Regions from separate parts of the Homo sapiens genome. Here region 1 is linked to region 2. Evidence: read pairs that join two places in POLR2A ChIA-PET (ENCODE). Cell type or tissue: A673. All regions are shown on one strand. Links, peaks and the distances in the headings refer to the core of each region. The heading gives the core; the rest is flanking DNA. Region 1 has its middle 100 kb from the start of FAT1. Region 2 holds the start of LOC124900875 (a long non-coding RNA gene).

Region 1 (8,397 bases), core at 1,522-6,521, 70 kb before region 2:
CAGTTGGCCAGCCTGAGCCTGTGGCTTTCACTGAGAGTAACTGTGCTGCTCCGGCATGGAAGGGCTTCCCTGACTTGCCGACAGCAGTGGTGCTCTTATCACTCTCTGGCCTGTGAATGATCCAGCTCCTGATCCTCATCCTGAAGATCTGAATTCTAAGTCAATTCTGGTACCAAACAGAAAGCTGTATGCATGTGCTTTATTTGTGGAATCGATCCTAGGAAACAGGTAAGGAAGAGCACAGAAAGGAAAATAGGAACAAGGAAAGAGCTAACACAGGGATGCAGGTTTCAGCTGGTTACAGCTGATGCCAGTTGGGCCTTGACAGCTGACATCTTAGAGGAGCTGTGTGTCCTGCACTTGAGGCACAGAAAGCAGACCTTTTTAGCCACTGACTCCATCTCCCCAGTTAGACATACTTGAATGCAAATACCCCAGGCTCTGGTGACAGAAAGGCTCCAAGGAAGAAAGTGAGATATACGCAGTGCAGTGAGGCCAAATTGCTGCAGAGAACCTGTGTAAAGCTCATTGCAGCAACAGTGGTTAGAGCAAATGATGGGCTAAAAGGATAGGAAGTCAAATGCAAGAGATGTCCTATGCAGATGGCTCCAATGTCATTTTGTCCTGCATACAGATTGAATTATAATTCACTGAGGTAGAAAAAGACTGTGTGAGAAGCAGGTTTTGGGGAGAAAAATAAGAGTTGGATTTTGGACTTGTTACACTTGAGATGAATGTTAGGCAACCAAACGTAAAGGTAAGTGGGCATCGAGACAGACAAGTTCAGAGTAGAGGTCCAGGCTGGAGAAACAAATTTTGGAGTTGACTATATGGATGGTATTTAAAGACTAGCTGTGGACATCAAAGAAATGAGTGGTCTCAGGACCAAATGTTGTGACAATATAAAGAATCCAGGAAAATGAGGAAAAACCAAACAAAATAAATTGAGAAAGAGAGGTGGTGAATGAGGAAGAAAGTTGAATTGTGGAGCTCCGGAAGCTGAATGAAAAAGCGTTACAAGGAAAAGAGAAGAATCAGTTATGTCAAATGATGGATATAGGTCAAGTAAGATGAGGACTTAGAGTTGAACATTTGGATTTAGCAACATAGAGGTCACTGATGGCTCTTTCAAGAAGATTGTAAGGGTGCTGTGTGAGGTGCTAAATGCCCGATTGGAGTGGGAAGAGAAAACTGGAAAGGGAAGGGGAGATATTACTGGCAACTCCTTGAAGGAGTTTTAACTGTTCAAGGATGGTAGGGAAATAAAGCAGTAGCTGGAGGGGAACACAGTCTAGAGAGATTTGCTTGTACATTTTAAGATGCAAGAAATAATATTTCATGAGCTGATAAGGAATGAGTCAACAGAGAAGAAAAGCTGATGACGCATGAGAGAGGAGAGAATTACGGGGGTTCAATGTCCTTGAGTAAACAAACAGAAGCGAGATCTATTTTCGCTCTGTACAGCTACCATAACAAATGACCACAAGCTTGACAGCTTGAAACACAAATTGATGATCTCGAGGTTTCTGAAGCTCTGTAGGGATTGAGAGGACTTGGCTGATCCCTCTGCTCAGGATGCCACAAGGCCAAAATCGAGGTGTTGAGCAGTCTGAGCTCTTATGTGAAGCTCCAGGGAAGAATCCACTTGCAAACTCTCTCAGGTTGTTGGAAGATCAGTTCCTTGTGTTTGTAGGACTGAGGTCCCTGCTTCCTTGCTGGATGACAGCAAAGAGACTCCCTCAGCCTTTAAGATCTCCCACATTCCTTATCACATTGCTCCCTCTGTGATAACCAACAACAGCACATCAAGTCCTGCACGGGTATTGAATCTTGCTGACTTCTGCTGCATCTCTCTGTTTTCAGGCATAGAAAGTTTCTGCTCTAGAGGCTCATGTGATTAAATGGAGCCCACATGGATGGTCCAGGATAATCTCCCTATTTTCATGTGTAACCTTAATTACATCTGTAAGATCATTTTTTGCTATGTAACAATGTAGCCACGGGTGCCATGGATTAGGGCATGGGGGTTTTAAGGGAGACCTCTCTGCCTACCACAGGAACCACCGTATTGGTTTCAGACAGGAAGCAGAATAGAATAGGCAGTCGCCATACACGCTACAGATGATAATGGAGCAACACAGGTGGCAGCTGATGAAGTTGTCTTACGACTGCTCCTATTTTCGCAGTGATGTCATGTCTTAGTCCATTTGGGCTACTATAACAAAATATCATAGACTGGCTTATAAACAGTAGAAACTTACTTCTCACAGTTCTAAGGACTGGGAAATCCAAGATCAAGGCATCAAAAGAGCTCATTCTCTAATTCATAGATGGCATCTCCTCACTGCATCCTCACATGGTGGAAAGAGAAAGCAGCTCCCTTCGGCCTCTTTTATAAGGGCACTAATCCTAATTATCTCCTAATGGCCCCACCTCTTAACACTATGGCAGTGAAGATTAAGTTTGAACACGTGAATTTTCTGGGGGCACAAGTACTCAGACCATAGCATGTGGGTGGTAAGGACAGCAGATAAGTGGGGTTTGAGAAGAGAGATGGTGTGAAATGGGAGGAGGGAGAGGTGAATGGACTAAATGTAGCATTATATCCAGGCAGGATGAAGGGTTTCACTGATTTTCATGGCCAAGAATCTAAAGAGGGACCAGTTATGGCAGTGTTATTAAGCATCCTAGCTGCAGGAATAGAAAAGAGAGGATCAAGATAAGAAATACTGCAAACTTAGTGACTAAATGAATATGTAGGGGGAGGGAAAGGAAGAAATCCTATCTAGGGGATGGGTAACATTTTACACAAATAAGGCACACTTCATAGAAGTAAGAATGTCTGAGGCATAGGAAAACTAGTTTGGGGGGCATTGGGGTGGTGGTAATTCAATATCGGACATATTGTGTTTGACGGAATGGTGGAGCATTGTCAGCGAAGCCAAGATGTAGGCTTGGAGCTTGGGAAAGGGACAGGACCCAGAGATGCAAACAGGGAATTCTTCAAGGAGATGGGAGCTGGAGCTATGGGAACAGATGCATTTTCTAATCACCTACATCTTAGGGTTACAATAAGATTATAGATTATATAATAATACAATAAGATTATAGATAATATAGGTAATAGAATATAGATAATACAGATAATGACGGTAGATAATGCCCTATACATACTGCCTTGCATACAGTAAGCATTCAATAAATATTAACTCAATGTTATTTTCATTATCATTATAAAATGGTAGCACTGAAATTCAAACTTGGCTCTTTCTGACTCCAAATGCTATGTTTCTACCTATGCGACACTTAGGTTAAGGGTAAACAAGACATAAAACCCATTTCACATTTATATTATTCCTTCTCTGCTTATCTTTTTTAAAAGACAATCTTTGTTTGAAGGGCAATAGAAGTTCAAGATATTACTGATAAATATGAAAGGTGCTAACCAAAATTCTGTATATTCAATCAGTACTCCATATAATGACATACGAACAAGTTGAAATAAGCAACTATCATTTCCAGCCCAATGTGTTTTGTGCTTTGTTATATTAATATATAGTCTTTGACATGAAACTATTAGGAATGTCGATACGACATATTCAAGACTCCTAGATGTCCATTCTACAAGCCATTTGAGTTTTTTCTCAGTGACTAATACGAGGCATATTAGTAGGCAATGCACGGGCTGAATGAGACATAAAAGTGTGCTTTCGGTGGTCATCTTAAGAAGTGTCACAGGCAGCAAAACGTTGTTTATTTTGAATTTCTCTGGCTGGGTACTAACCACTGAGCCATTATTTATCAAAGACATGAAACTGGGAATCTGTGATGCCCACACCAGCTGTGACATCACAAGCTAAAACTCCCTGAGCCTGAGCAGCATTCTCTTGTCCTCACCCTGCGTGCAGCTGGCCTCCATCCCAACAGCAGCCCTTCTCCACGGCACCCGCTTCACAGGCCCTGCTCTCCTTCTGCAGAGACGCCCACCAGCCCCCGATTCCGTAAACACTCCCAACAGCTTCTGTACTCATGTGTCTTTTCCCCCAGCTCCATTAGGGGCAGGTGCAGCCTGCTTGCCTGATGTCCATCTTTTAGTTTAACACAGAGGTATTGTTTCAGACTTGCTAATGTATGGGGAACACATGCAGTTCAATACATTTGCCAAACAGATTACAGCTTGCTTCAGTTTGGTGTGTGTGTGTATATAATTTTTTTTTCAAATACTGACCCACTTGCACTCTCGAATTTCTATTTTTGGCTTCAGTTTTTTTATAATGGTATGAGAAAATCTTACTACTCATCCGTAAGCATTTCAGAGCCCATGTGTAAGCAGTGTTACCATAGACCATTGCCAGATGACAGGCAGAGGCTTCCTCGGGCACCAGGAGGACAGTGCGGCCTCTAGCAACTCCCTGCATAGGCGAGTTTTAGAAAACATTTTTATTCCATTGTGCGCATTTTAGAAACTTCCTTTATCCAGGAGTGGATTTATCTTTTTATCTGTGAATGAGAAGGCAGAGGAGGTGGTGACAATGAAGAGAGCAAATGTCTAAATGACCAGCCCAGTCATTTCTAAAATTGGGTGTAAAATCTCCCAGATTCTATTAATTTTTTTTCTAAGAGGTGACTTCTTCAATGTCCTAGATTGTGTGTATGTGTGTGTCATCCTAGCCCCTGCTTTGCCAATATTCTCACATGTCTTTATCTCCTGATCCAAACCTCATTTCCAGATGAAACTAATACCATAGGGATTAAAGTGAAAATGCAAGTGAGAATCCACAATACTTTACCAAATGCATAATGATTTTCAGGCAATATATATTTATAATGCCTTATGGTTTGAAGGCAATAAAATAGATGACCATGTTTATGCCTCAGACTCGTCCTCTGAGCAGTATCCTCACTTAGAGCAGACAAGACTGAAGCTCATGAAGAAACTTGCCCAGAGTTATGTAGACAGCATCAGGTAGAATTATATATCACTGACAATATTCAACCATTCTGAGCTGCAATTTCATATAGTTCCACCTGGTAAGGATCCAGAGCTCTCATATTTCCATGCTTGGATTCTTACTATATGTTATCTTTTAAATGCCATAATAAAGGTAATGATTAGATCATTGCTATAAAGCACTTAAAAATAATATTTCTGGCAACTTGTTACCTGCCTCAGCCTTAAAATGAACTTGATTACATGGCCATAAGTTAAAAAGCTTTACACACTAGCCAAGGTAAACAGTGAGGGACAAGAAGGTAAAACAAAACGTTATAGAAGTATGTAGGCTTCATTAAACAGCACAAAACTCTGAGTTTCAGTACGATGGAAGCAGAAATTTCATGAGTCACTCTCTCAAAGAAATAACAGCAAAATAATGGAACTGAAGCCCCCAGATCTGTGAGTGGAATGTTTGTTTTGTGCAGGAAAAAAAGGTAGTTACCGAGTTTCTAAAAATTGGGTTTATTAATTCTTTTTATATGAGTCTTTCACTATATGCCCTTTACAACTTTAGTAGTTTAAAAAAATTATTTTTACTTAAATTCCTGAGATATTTCATTGTTCTATGACTGTATTACTATAATCATTTGTTTATCATTCATGTATCAACTTGATAAATAGGAACACACACATACACACACTGGAAAAAGTGCTTACAATTTGTAAATGAGAAACATAAATCTGGTAATACAGCCTAGGCTACTGTGATGATGGTTACATTTCAACTCAAATTGTATCACCACCATTTCCCAAAGTAAAAAACAGTATCTTTTTATAGACACTGCAAAATAATGGTTTTAAGTACTATAAAATGCTAAATTATAATAATAGAAGATATTACTTCACATGAACAAATAAGAGAACATTTATGACTCAATTTATTAGTTTATAACTCTTAAACAATTTAATTATTAATTTATTAATTAATTATTAGATAAAGGAGATAAAATTCAATGGGATCCTAAGGCTATTGTTAAAATCACTTTGCTAATTTCGAACATGAAAGACAAAGTTAGGAAATAGCTAGTCTAGCCCCACTCCCATTTTGCAGATGAGATAACTGACCATTAGAACACAGATCAAAAGGATTTTACCAGTTCAAAAGTTTACCACATTCTTTGAACTCAATTCTTATCTTCCAGCTTCCTGTATTATCAGCCTCTACCATAATCGGAATTTGTACCAACTGAATCGATAGTAATGAGCAAAACTGAATGATTGTGACTCACTTTCTCACTTTTTCTTCCTTCTTCCCCTAAAAATATAGGGAGAAAGAACCTTGGGGGAAGACTTCTGTATCTCACAGTATTGCAGCAAGAGGTCTAAAACTTCCTGTCATAAAACACGTAAGAGCGGTAGATGAAATATTAGCACCACTCTTATGAATGAATGATTGAACTTGGAAAAAAATAAGGAAAATAAAAAAATTTTTAAATCTTTTAAGATCAGAAACAAAGTCAAAAGCCAGAGTCCTGGGAGGTAAACAGCATTTAAGCCAACAGTCGACCTGGGTGTGTCCACCAATTTCAGGTGACCTTGAATTTTGGTTTTATGTCTGTACAAGGTCTGAGATCCCTGCATAAAACCAGGACTCAAGAAAGCTATAGCATTAATGACAGGGTGAGACAGGTGATGGATAGAACGCCACTCGGTAAAGCTAGACGGCAGTAAACCTATACTATCCCACCTTGGTTCCAGGAGGAAAGAAAGAATATCCCCTCAAAGTACACAGCCAGAGAATTCAGATGGGTCTGAGAATTTATGTGGGCTTGGAGCCTGAAGTATTATTAATATTGAATCCCCAAAGACCACAAGTTAATTTAATTTCAATTTTGATTGAACAATACACACATACAGAAAGGGGCACAAAATAATAGCGAACAAGTTGATGAATTTTCACAAACTGAATACCCCAATATCAATAAACAAACATTAGCAACATACTGGAAGCCCTTTGGGTAGCCCCTTCTAACCACTCTACTCCTTAAAGGGGAACCAGTATCCTGATTTTGCACAACAAAGGTTTTATTTTTGCTAGTTTAAGAACTTGATCTCAATGAAGTCATGCAATATTTACTCTCTTGCATCTGGCTTCTTTCTCAACATTACATTCGTTTAATTCATCCAAATTCCTGTGTGTAGTAGATGCTCTTTCATTCTCATTGCTATACAGTCTTCTACTGAGTATTTGTACCATCATTTCTCTGACTACCCTCGTTGTTGCTGGGTCTTGGCCAGCTTCCAGTGCAGGGCTATTGTGATCTAGGCAGCCATGACTTGGGTAAGCATATGTGTGCCTATCTATCTCTTCCACTTTCAAGAGAGACTGCTGGGTCGTAGGAGATGCATATGCAGCTTTGCTAGTTGGTTCCCATCTGTCTCATTTTACCACTTCTGGTAATCAACCGATATTTTAAATTTAAACAGTAATCCTGCTTGACAGTGCATCCAGATATCTGGCAGAAGCAAATCAAATTCTTCCTAGAGAAACATGCTCTCAACTCAAGCAAATAATCAGAAGAAATCTTGTATAACTATTTTTATATCAAAGTATTTTATAAGGCAAAAAGCATTTTCAGAGAAAAGGAGGATCTCTTTATTATGCCAGAAGCACTGGTGTGCTGGTGAATTGGTGCTCTGAAGGGTGGAGGGAAAGAGCCTTGATTTGTGACACTTGCTGATTTCCATGGTGTACACACTACCACCGGGGGCAATTTCCAGCTTCGGACGTGAAATCTCTAGACACAGAGTTGGGAACAGACGTGCAATCAGCCCTTTCAAGCCAGTGTATGCTGGCCCCACATCACAGCTGCTGGAGACTTCAATCAACCAGCAGCCTATAGCTTCCCTCATCTACACAGCTAATAGTTTAGCTAAAAAAAAAAAAAAAAAAAAAACTACAAGAAGTGGCAAATTTGCCTTTATAGTGGGACATTTTTAATATACCACTCTCTGTGAAAGTAAAAACAAAATATCAGCAAATATATGGAAGATATCTAATGGACATAGATTCCTTCATCTAACTGAAGAATATGCATTCATTTCAGACACATTTACAAAAATTGGTCCATAAAACAAATTGCAAGGAACTATTGTAACACAAACTATGTTTTCTAACCACAATTCAATAAAGATAGAAACTAGTAACAACCACAAAAGGGACTAAAATTCACAAGCATTTGGAAATTGAGAACTGACAGAATATCTTCTGAATGACAGCTCCCATTTCTTGAGAACAAAGTTTACTAAATTCCTCCCCTAAAAAATTTGGTTGCACTGATTTGTTTGTATTATCAGCTATAAAGTTACCGTGTGGCAGAAGCTTAATACTGATCTGCCTGTAATTTCTATATGTTCTAATGGTTCTTACTGTAGAAATTCATGTATTTAAAATATAGGAA
Region 2 (8,397 bases), core at 1,904-6,903:
GCTACTTGGGTGGCTGAGGTGGGAGAATCACTTGAGCCCGGGAGGTCAAGGCTGCAGTGAGCCGTGACTGTACCACTGCACTCCAGCCTGGGTGACAGAGTGAGAACCCAACTCAAAAAAATAAAAAATTTAAAAAGCAAATGTTAAGTGAAGTGCTAAATTGAATCAATTAAGGTGGATACTAAAACAAAGCATACTTCAGAAATGTGTTGCCAATACTTATTTAGTATTAATTATGACATGTTTGGCCTTCAATGGTTCATGCTCATTATTTATTTTATGAGACTTTTAGATCTAATTTAACTTTCCTTGTTTTCTTGCTTTAATCCATTATTCTTAATAAAGGAAGTGTTCAGCTCCCATGAATAGGATTTAATCAACTCTCTGGCAAATCCATGCTGGCCTCAGGCCCCTGGGTCAAACTTTGGTAAGGATCCCTATGAGGACTGACATTGGCATTTGGTTGCCTAGAAACTGTTCTTGGACTCAGGCAAAGACCCAACACATAATCTGGCACCTTCCTAGGCAAGTTTAAGACTGGCACAGGCTTCAGTGCATATCTCTTATGAGTAGACTATTAGTACCATCCCTCTGGGATTGTCATGCAGATTAAATGTCATGCGGATTAAATAAATTCATCCATATAAAGTGCTTAGCACAATGCCTGCTATCTGGAAAGCCTTCAACACTGCTAGCTTTTATTTGGTTAGTGTTGTTGTTATTGCCTCAACCCGTGAACGGACAATTAGAGAAACAAATCTCTATCTCTGTCACTTGCTGAATCTGAGGCCCTGCAAGGCATGGGTATACCCAAGGGGAATGCACTTGAATATGACGTAATATTTTACAATCGGTTTCAGGTGGAGATCTCAAAGAAAGCCTTTTCTTATAACACACAATATATGATTAGTATTATACATAGAATGTATGAATAAAGGTAGCACATATGGAGGTCACTGTGCCAAATTCAGAACAAGCTTTTCTTTACAACCAAGAAAATGTACTTCAGTGCTTGCGTTGTTTTAGTTCTGGATGAGTGTGTGGCCAAAGCTGATAGAAGTTGTCGAGAAGGGAAGATGGGGAGAAAGAAACCAGATGTATAATGTAGGGAAGAAGGAACTCACATCGTTTGCAGTGGTGCCTTTTGGAATGATGATGGGACAAACCTGGGTATGTCACATTCCAGCACCATGCATTCTGCATTTTCAAAAAAACATCAATCCTAAGTTTTCATTCAATTCCATCATCTCCTCAGAACAATTCAGTTCATCCAACCATGCATTCCAACGTTTAGAAAATCTGTATTTAGTCATTTCATTAGTCAGAAGATCCTATTTTCCCACCCCTCCTCCGCTCCATCCCAGTATAAAATGCTTTCTCATACCAGCTTGCTAGTGCTTCACATGCCAGCAACAAACGGAAAAACCCTCCATTTCACAATTCCAACCTCATGCATGATACTTGAGTATCTCAGATCCCCTTTGACTTTAAAATTCAAATTAGGTTACACACCGCTGGATTCAGCGTGCACCCAGGAGCCAGCATTTAACAGCAGTGGTGAACACAGACACACGGGGGCTGTAGGGTGGTGGAATGGGGGTTGTGTGCCCTGGAGTAGGTAGCGGGTAAATAAAATAATAATAATAAAGGGTAGGGACCCAGAGACTAGTTTGTAGCCTTCAAAATTGTTGAAACATCAGACCTGCACAGGAGTGTTTGTTCAATAGGAGTAAGAAGGTGTTTGTAAACAACCATTATTTTTTATAAGGCTTCGATTTTTATAGAATCTAGAGAGTTTTATTTAGTAGTCTACTCTCTAGGGGCAAAATGGATTGAAGAGGCACCAGTGTCATGAACTCCCCATGAGAAGCGTTGTGTCCAGAGAGCAGATCTTGTTGGTATTGAGTCCACAAGAATGGACGGCAACGGATTCTGAGCTCCTTTCCTTAAACTAGGCCCTCTGAGCTAACCCCACAGCCCCCTCGGCGGGTGACTAAGGGAAGGCGAGGAAGTGATTCTCTGTCCTAGCCAAGTATACGTCCAGGCTTGGAGACGACTGGTAGGGCTTGCTGCAGCTTGTTCTAGAATCAGTAAGAACAAAAGATTTACCGAAATGTCTTTTTTCCCTCCTTCACTGCACTAAATTCCCTATTAACTAAAGCAATCTGCACGCAGCCACCCACAAACACTGGAAGCGTTTGGCAGATAGGCCCGCTTTCGTGTGGAAGCTGTGAGGAGGTTCTTTTTGTCGATATGTTTTGAAGTCCCAATTAATATCAATGCAATGCTCAATAAATATTTCCGTATTCGTCTCAATATCTTTGGACTTTCTTCATAGCTAGTTGTTTTTTTTTTTTTTTTTTTTACTCCCATAAAAATTTAATATCAGTGTGTTGGGCAAGGAAATGGATCCATGTATAAATAAGTGAAATGCAAACCATAGTTTTTTGTATGTCATTTCCTTCTAAACAGAAAATAAAAATAAATGATAGACATCTAAAACACCCTTACAGTTTACAAGAGGATCCCCGAAGCTACAGAATCACAGATGACGCGGAGCTGCGTGAAGGCGTCTCTGGGCGAGTCCCACAGGGAAGATGAAAAGCAAGCGGCCCGGAAGGGCCCGAGGGCGGAGCGCAGGCTCACGGGACACAGCGCGCACCAATGATGAGCAAACTGAACCAGCGTCAGGAGGCGCCAGTTAAACTCAAATGTTTCAGCTCAACAAGGCCTGTGAGGTGGTTCCTATTTCTCCAGTTTTACGTGTGAGTAAACGGGGGCTCAGGAGAAGTGATGTACCTAAAGTCACATGGCTAATAAATACCCTACTGGAGAAAAGATTTGAACTTGAGTCATGCCCATTCCCCCTGATATGGTTTGGCTGTGTCCCCATTCAAATGTCAACTTGAATCGTGTCCCCCAGAATTCCCCCATATTGTGGGAAGGACCCAGAGGGAGGTAGTTGAATCATGGGGGTGGGTCTTTCCCGCGTTATTCTCGCGAGAGTGAATACGTCTCACGAGATCTAATGGGTTTATCGGGAGTTTCCACGTTTGCTTGCTCCTTATTTTCTCTTGCTGCTGCTGCGTAAGAAACGCCTTTCGCCTCCCGCCATGATTCTGAGGCCTCCCCAGCCACGTGGAACTGTAAGTCCAATTAAACTTCTTTTTCTTCCCAGTCTCCGGTATGTCTTTATCAGCAGCATGAAAACAAGACTAATACACCCCCACACCATGGTACCGAAGACGGGACACAGCTGCTCTACTGATTAAATTCAACTGACGTGAGGTTGCAGCTATTCTATTCATATATTCACCATCCCATTCTTGATGATGTTCCTCAAGCTTACTTAACTTGCACGTGGATGCAGAAGAAAGGTTTCTTTTGAAAGACTGTTGTAAATAAAAGAGTCTGTAGTGCTTATGTTGTTGTTTGTTGACTGACTATAAAATAGATCCTTGCTGATTTGTACATTTGATTTCCCATGGGGCAGTAACAATATGAAAGTAGGATTAAGGCCGGGCACGGTGGCTCACCCCTGTAATCCCAGCACTTTGGGAGGCCGAGGCAGGTGTATCACTTGAGGTCAGGCGTTAGAGACCAGCCTGACCAACATGGTGAAACTCCATCCCTACTAAAAATACAAAAATTAGCCAGGCGTGGTGGCACGTGCCTGTAGTCCCAGCTACTCAGGAGGCTGAGGCAGGAGAATCGCTTGAACCCGGGAGGCAAAAGTTGCAGTGATCCAGGATCATGCCACTGTGCAGCAGCCAGAGTAACAGAGTAAGACTCCGTCTCAAAAAAAAAAAAAAAAGAAAAAGAAAAAAGTAGGATTATTATGTGTTTTTCCACACTATTGTCTTACTGTCTTTGTTCCCCTTCCTAAGTGTTCTTTTCGAATCGCACCAGGAGAGGGTTAGGATCACGGTAATAAGCCAACCCCAGGAATGTCTCCCATAACACATGAATTAAGTCAGCTGTGGCTTTTTAACACGCTTCGCCCAGTGGCTCCAGGTGCAGAGCGGGGCGGGCAGGAAGGGTCCCAAAGGACCATGAGGCAGTGCAACTCCTGACCGTGCACTGAGCTTTAAGAGCCTCAGTGCCTGGATTTGAGAATTCCAACCTCGGCATTGCAGCCCTTTTTTTTTTTTTTTTTTAAATAGTATGCCCATCTGTTGGCCTCATGAGCAAGCAGCTGCACGAGGGCCTGAGTATCAACATTCTTAATGTCAGGTGGTTGTGAAATTTTGCATTTGTGACAAAAAGTCTTCAGGGCCGTAATTAACAGAGTAGGGAATTTCAATTCGAATACTATAACTTCTTTAAAACTATGCCCATCTGCTGGCCTCATGTCCTCAACAGAGCTTGAGTCCTGAAAGCAACAGGAAAGGAAAATTACAAAATGTAATTGTTATTTCAATAAGTTTTGCAGAGAGGAGGGGACATGGTGGTGATGAAGTGGTGAGGAAAGAGGGATGGGCATGTTCGTAATTTACAAAGGAAGTAAGAGGAGCTGTTATAATTGGATTTCAATTCTGCTTTTCAAAATGTTCTCAGTAGGACCAGGCACAGTGGCTCACAACTGTAAGGACTTTGGGAGGCCAAGGCTGGAGGATTGCTTGAGGCCAGGAATGCAAGACCAGCCTGGGCAACATAGACTCTATCTCTACAAAAAAAAAAAAAAAATTCTCAGTAGAAATTGGGCTGTAGGTTTGGAGAGTCCTGGATTAATGTCTTACAATTAGCAAAACTCATGGTCTTTGTGCTTTCCTTCTCCCCCATGACCCCACTCCTTTCCAGCCTACCCCAAAATTTGAAAAGCAGCTTTATTTCCTTATGTAATATAGTAATGTGAGTAAACCTCACACTGATACTTTTTGTGGCCAAAGTGGGAGAAAGTTCCAGTAAAACGTTGTAACTATCCAGTCATGTTACCTGGGTATCCTTCCAGTCATTTTTTCTGTGTCTGTATATACATCTAATTTTACCCCAAAATTGAGATCACATCAGCATCATCTACTGAGCAACTATGGCTGGAATTAAGGATATAAAGATGAATAGGACATAATCTCTGCCCTGGAGACAAACCACATAACAGTTAAACAGATCATTCACCCTAGGGTGATAATGCTTCCTCAAGGAAGGCCCAGAGTGCCACCAATGAGAGCACTCCTGGACCCAGGATAAACAAGGCAGACAAAGCTTCCCAGAAGAGGTGTCACCTGCATGGAAGGATGAGGAGTTGATTAGATGACACAGGGTGAAGAGGGTGTTCCAGGTCAGAGGAGCAGGTCGATGGTAACAGCGTATTAATAGCTGTTCGGAATTGCTGAAGCATGCACTATCCACAATAGCAAAGACTTGGAACCAACCCAAATGCCCATCAATGATAGACTGCACAAAGAAAATGTGCCACATATATACCATGGAATACTATGCAGCCATAAAAAAGATGAGTTCATATCATTTGCAGGGACATGGATGAAGCTGGAAACCATCATCCTCAGCAAACACAGGGACAGAAAACCAAACACCGCATGTTCTCACTTATAAGTGGGAGTTGAACGATGAGAACACATGGACACAGGGAGGGGAAGATCACACACCAGGGCCTGTTGGAGGGTAGAGAGGGGAGGGAGAGCATTAGGAGAAATACCTAATGTAGATGACAGGTTGATGGGTGCAGCAAACCACCATGGCACATGTATACCTACGTAACAAAGCTGCACATTCTGCACATGTATCCCAGAACTTTAATTAGAAAAAAAAAAATTGCCGGAGCATGAAATGCCAGTGTGGAGGCTCCTCCACTGAGCAGAGGCCAGGTTGTGGAGGACCTAGAAAGGCGCGCCAAGGAATGTAGATTTTACCCCTTGGAAAACAGAAGCATTTCAATATGGTGTTGCTGTTTTGATAGATGATGGTGGAAGCATGTGAGGTTTGGATTTGAGACAGAACACACTATGGAAGACCAGTCAGGAGCCTAGAATTAGTCCAGGGAACAGAAAGCAAGGAAGAGGGAAAGAAATCCAAACTATTGGTGGTTAAGTTCACTGGACTTTGTGACTATTATGCGCATGTAGGAGTTGCAGGACAAAGAGTTACCCAGATTACCACCAAGGATGAGGTAATAATTATCTAATTCAGTTAGACAAGACAGGAAGTGAAGCTTGCCCTATGGCAGTGGAGGCAGACCAAAGCTGAGTTCAGTTCTCTGCATGTTGTGTGTAAGGTAAATATATACACAGGGCCAGTAGATCTGCAGCTTAAGTTCAGACAGGGGTTGAGGGATAGAGATACAAGGATAGAATTTATCTGCATACAAGTAAAAACCATGAGAGTAGATGGATTGAACTAAGGAGCATGTACAAAGTGAGACGAGCTGCAAGCAATGAGCTCTAGGCTTCATGCTTCAGAGGCTCCCAGGGTGTCAAGCTTTGTGGTCAATAGGTTGAAGGGTCTCTCACCAAACACCTGCGTAGTCATAAATCGAGATGTACCCACACTCCAAGTACAAGAGATAATTTATGAGTCAACCTTTCCTAAAAGGTTATTCCCAGTATGTTGACTGACTACAAGAATCATTCATTTATTTGACAAATCTTTACTAAGCTCTGTAAAGCAGGCAACAGTTCAAGACCCTGTTGGTGATGGTAGGAATGTAACGGCTGTTAGAATATGGAAATATTGCTGCCCCAGAGGGTATATCACAGTGGTTCTCAACTAGGGTGATTTTACTTCCCAGGAGACATTTGAAAATATCTGGTGACATTTTTTGGTTGTCATAACTGAGGGGGAAGTGAAAATGGCAACTAGTGGGTAGAAGCCAGAGAGATTCCTAAACATCCTACATCAGGACAGCAGCCCCCAACAGCAAAGAGCGATAACGCTCCCCAAAATGTCAGTAGCACCACGTTTAAGAAACGCAGGAATCCAGTCATGATTATGGGGTCCCTGCCAGTGTCCCCACCCCGCCGTGGCCTCTCCCTGGGTTCCGCCCCTCCCACTTTCTCCATACGAGCCACTGACGTGTTCTTGTATGCCCCTGAGTGAGCCTGCACACTTTGTTCAGCTTTATGGCCAGTGTCTGTTCTGCTTGGTTGGTGCCTGAGCCTTATCAGTTGTTAAATGTCTTAAATATTTTATAAATATTTATAAAATATGGTCTCTCTCTTTAATGAGTTCGTGAGAATCATCTACATGATGATTTTGACTGACATTCCTTCCTTTAAGAAAGATAAAACCTTCTACTAAATAATATGTATGACCAGAAAAATGAAGCTTTGATACACCTAGCTCTTTGTGAGGAGTTGGGAAAATATATATTAGTGGTACATGATACTACAAAAGAAAGAAAATAACATGATTATTGCCAACATAAAGGAAAATCTGGAAAAACTCTGAGAAATGTAAAAGGCAATGACCTGGACTCAGCTAGTTTATTCAAAAGTATATTAAGGTTAAAAAATTTAAATAATACTCAAAAAGATATTTGCAATATAGCAGGTGATAATAGGAAAGAAACTTTCCCTAAACAGTTGTTGAGCCAGTAATTTTCCATCCTTACACTTTTATATAAAGTTTATTAAATGTGAGTTACTACTACTATTTGGATACATTGTACAACATTTTAAAAGCTTTAACATAAACACTCTTAAAAATAAAATACCCCAAAGAAATTGCATAGCAAAGGAAGTCTGTTTTGAATATGTTTTTTCTTTCAGAACATCCTCACATATTGACATGGTTAGTTACTAAAGATAAACATAAAATATTAATCAGCCACCTACAGTGTTGCTGTCTCTTTGGTGCTGCTGAGAACTGGACAACTGAATTATGCTTATTAAAATGCACTGTGAATCAGAAAAACAGTTTGGTAAAGGCTTATTTTCCTGGTCATACAACTTAAAACAGGGTGGCATGTCTTTTAGTTCTCAAAGTTCTCCATTTCATCACAGCATTTAGACCTAAATAGGCAGCATTTGTGTAAAAGTAGTTTTCCCCAAAAAATATCTTTTTAGCCAACAACCTGGACTCCTCAAAAAATGTGTAAGTGACAGCTGCCTCCAAAGTATACTTTCATTTCTTTTGTTACTTGTAAAAGCAACTATTCTTTTTAGCCAGAAGATACTATTGCAGAAACAAAAAGGAAAACAAAAACAAAACGAGTTGTTCATCTCCACATAAAATTTAAGTCAATGTTTACATGAAAATGTCTTTCAATAACTTATATAAAAAATCCATTCCAGTTTTTCTGTACAAAAAGAAAAACATACACGAATCCAATGAGATATAATCAAAGTGCTTTTAAAAGTATAAAGTAGGCTGGGCGCGGTGGCTCATGCCTGTAATCTCTGCACTTTGGGAGACCAAGGCGGGTGGATCACCTGAAGTCAG

Evidence for each region. ChIA-PET counts read pairs that join two places held together with the same protein. Peaks named below come from ENCODE experiments on the same cell type or tissue, not always from the same donor. Only the 100,000 strongest peaks of a DNase experiment are listed, where the experiment ranks them.
Region 1: POLR2A ChIA-PET joins it to region 2 with 9 read pairs; 3 of 35 experiments call an interaction of 5 or more read pairs at or near these places.

Annotation. Positions count from the first base shown.
Region 1 is chr4:186,822,993-186,831,389 of GRCh38, reverse strand. No RefSeq gene overlaps it. Among named protein-coding and RNA genes, the nearest start is that of FAT1, 100 kb to the right of the region's middle. In A673, for the core only: no CTCF peak of the experiment used is centred there; no DNase peak of the experiment used is centred there.
Region 2 is chr4:186,753,789-186,762,185 of GRCh38, reverse strand. It overlaps LOC124900875 (a long non-coding RNA gene), which reads left to right and starts at 2,519. Exons shown (of 2, transcript XR_007058500.1): 1 at 2,519-2,765; 2 at 3,179-3,423. In A673, for the core only: no CTCF peak of the experiment used is centred there; a DNase peak (open chromatin) is centred at 4,365.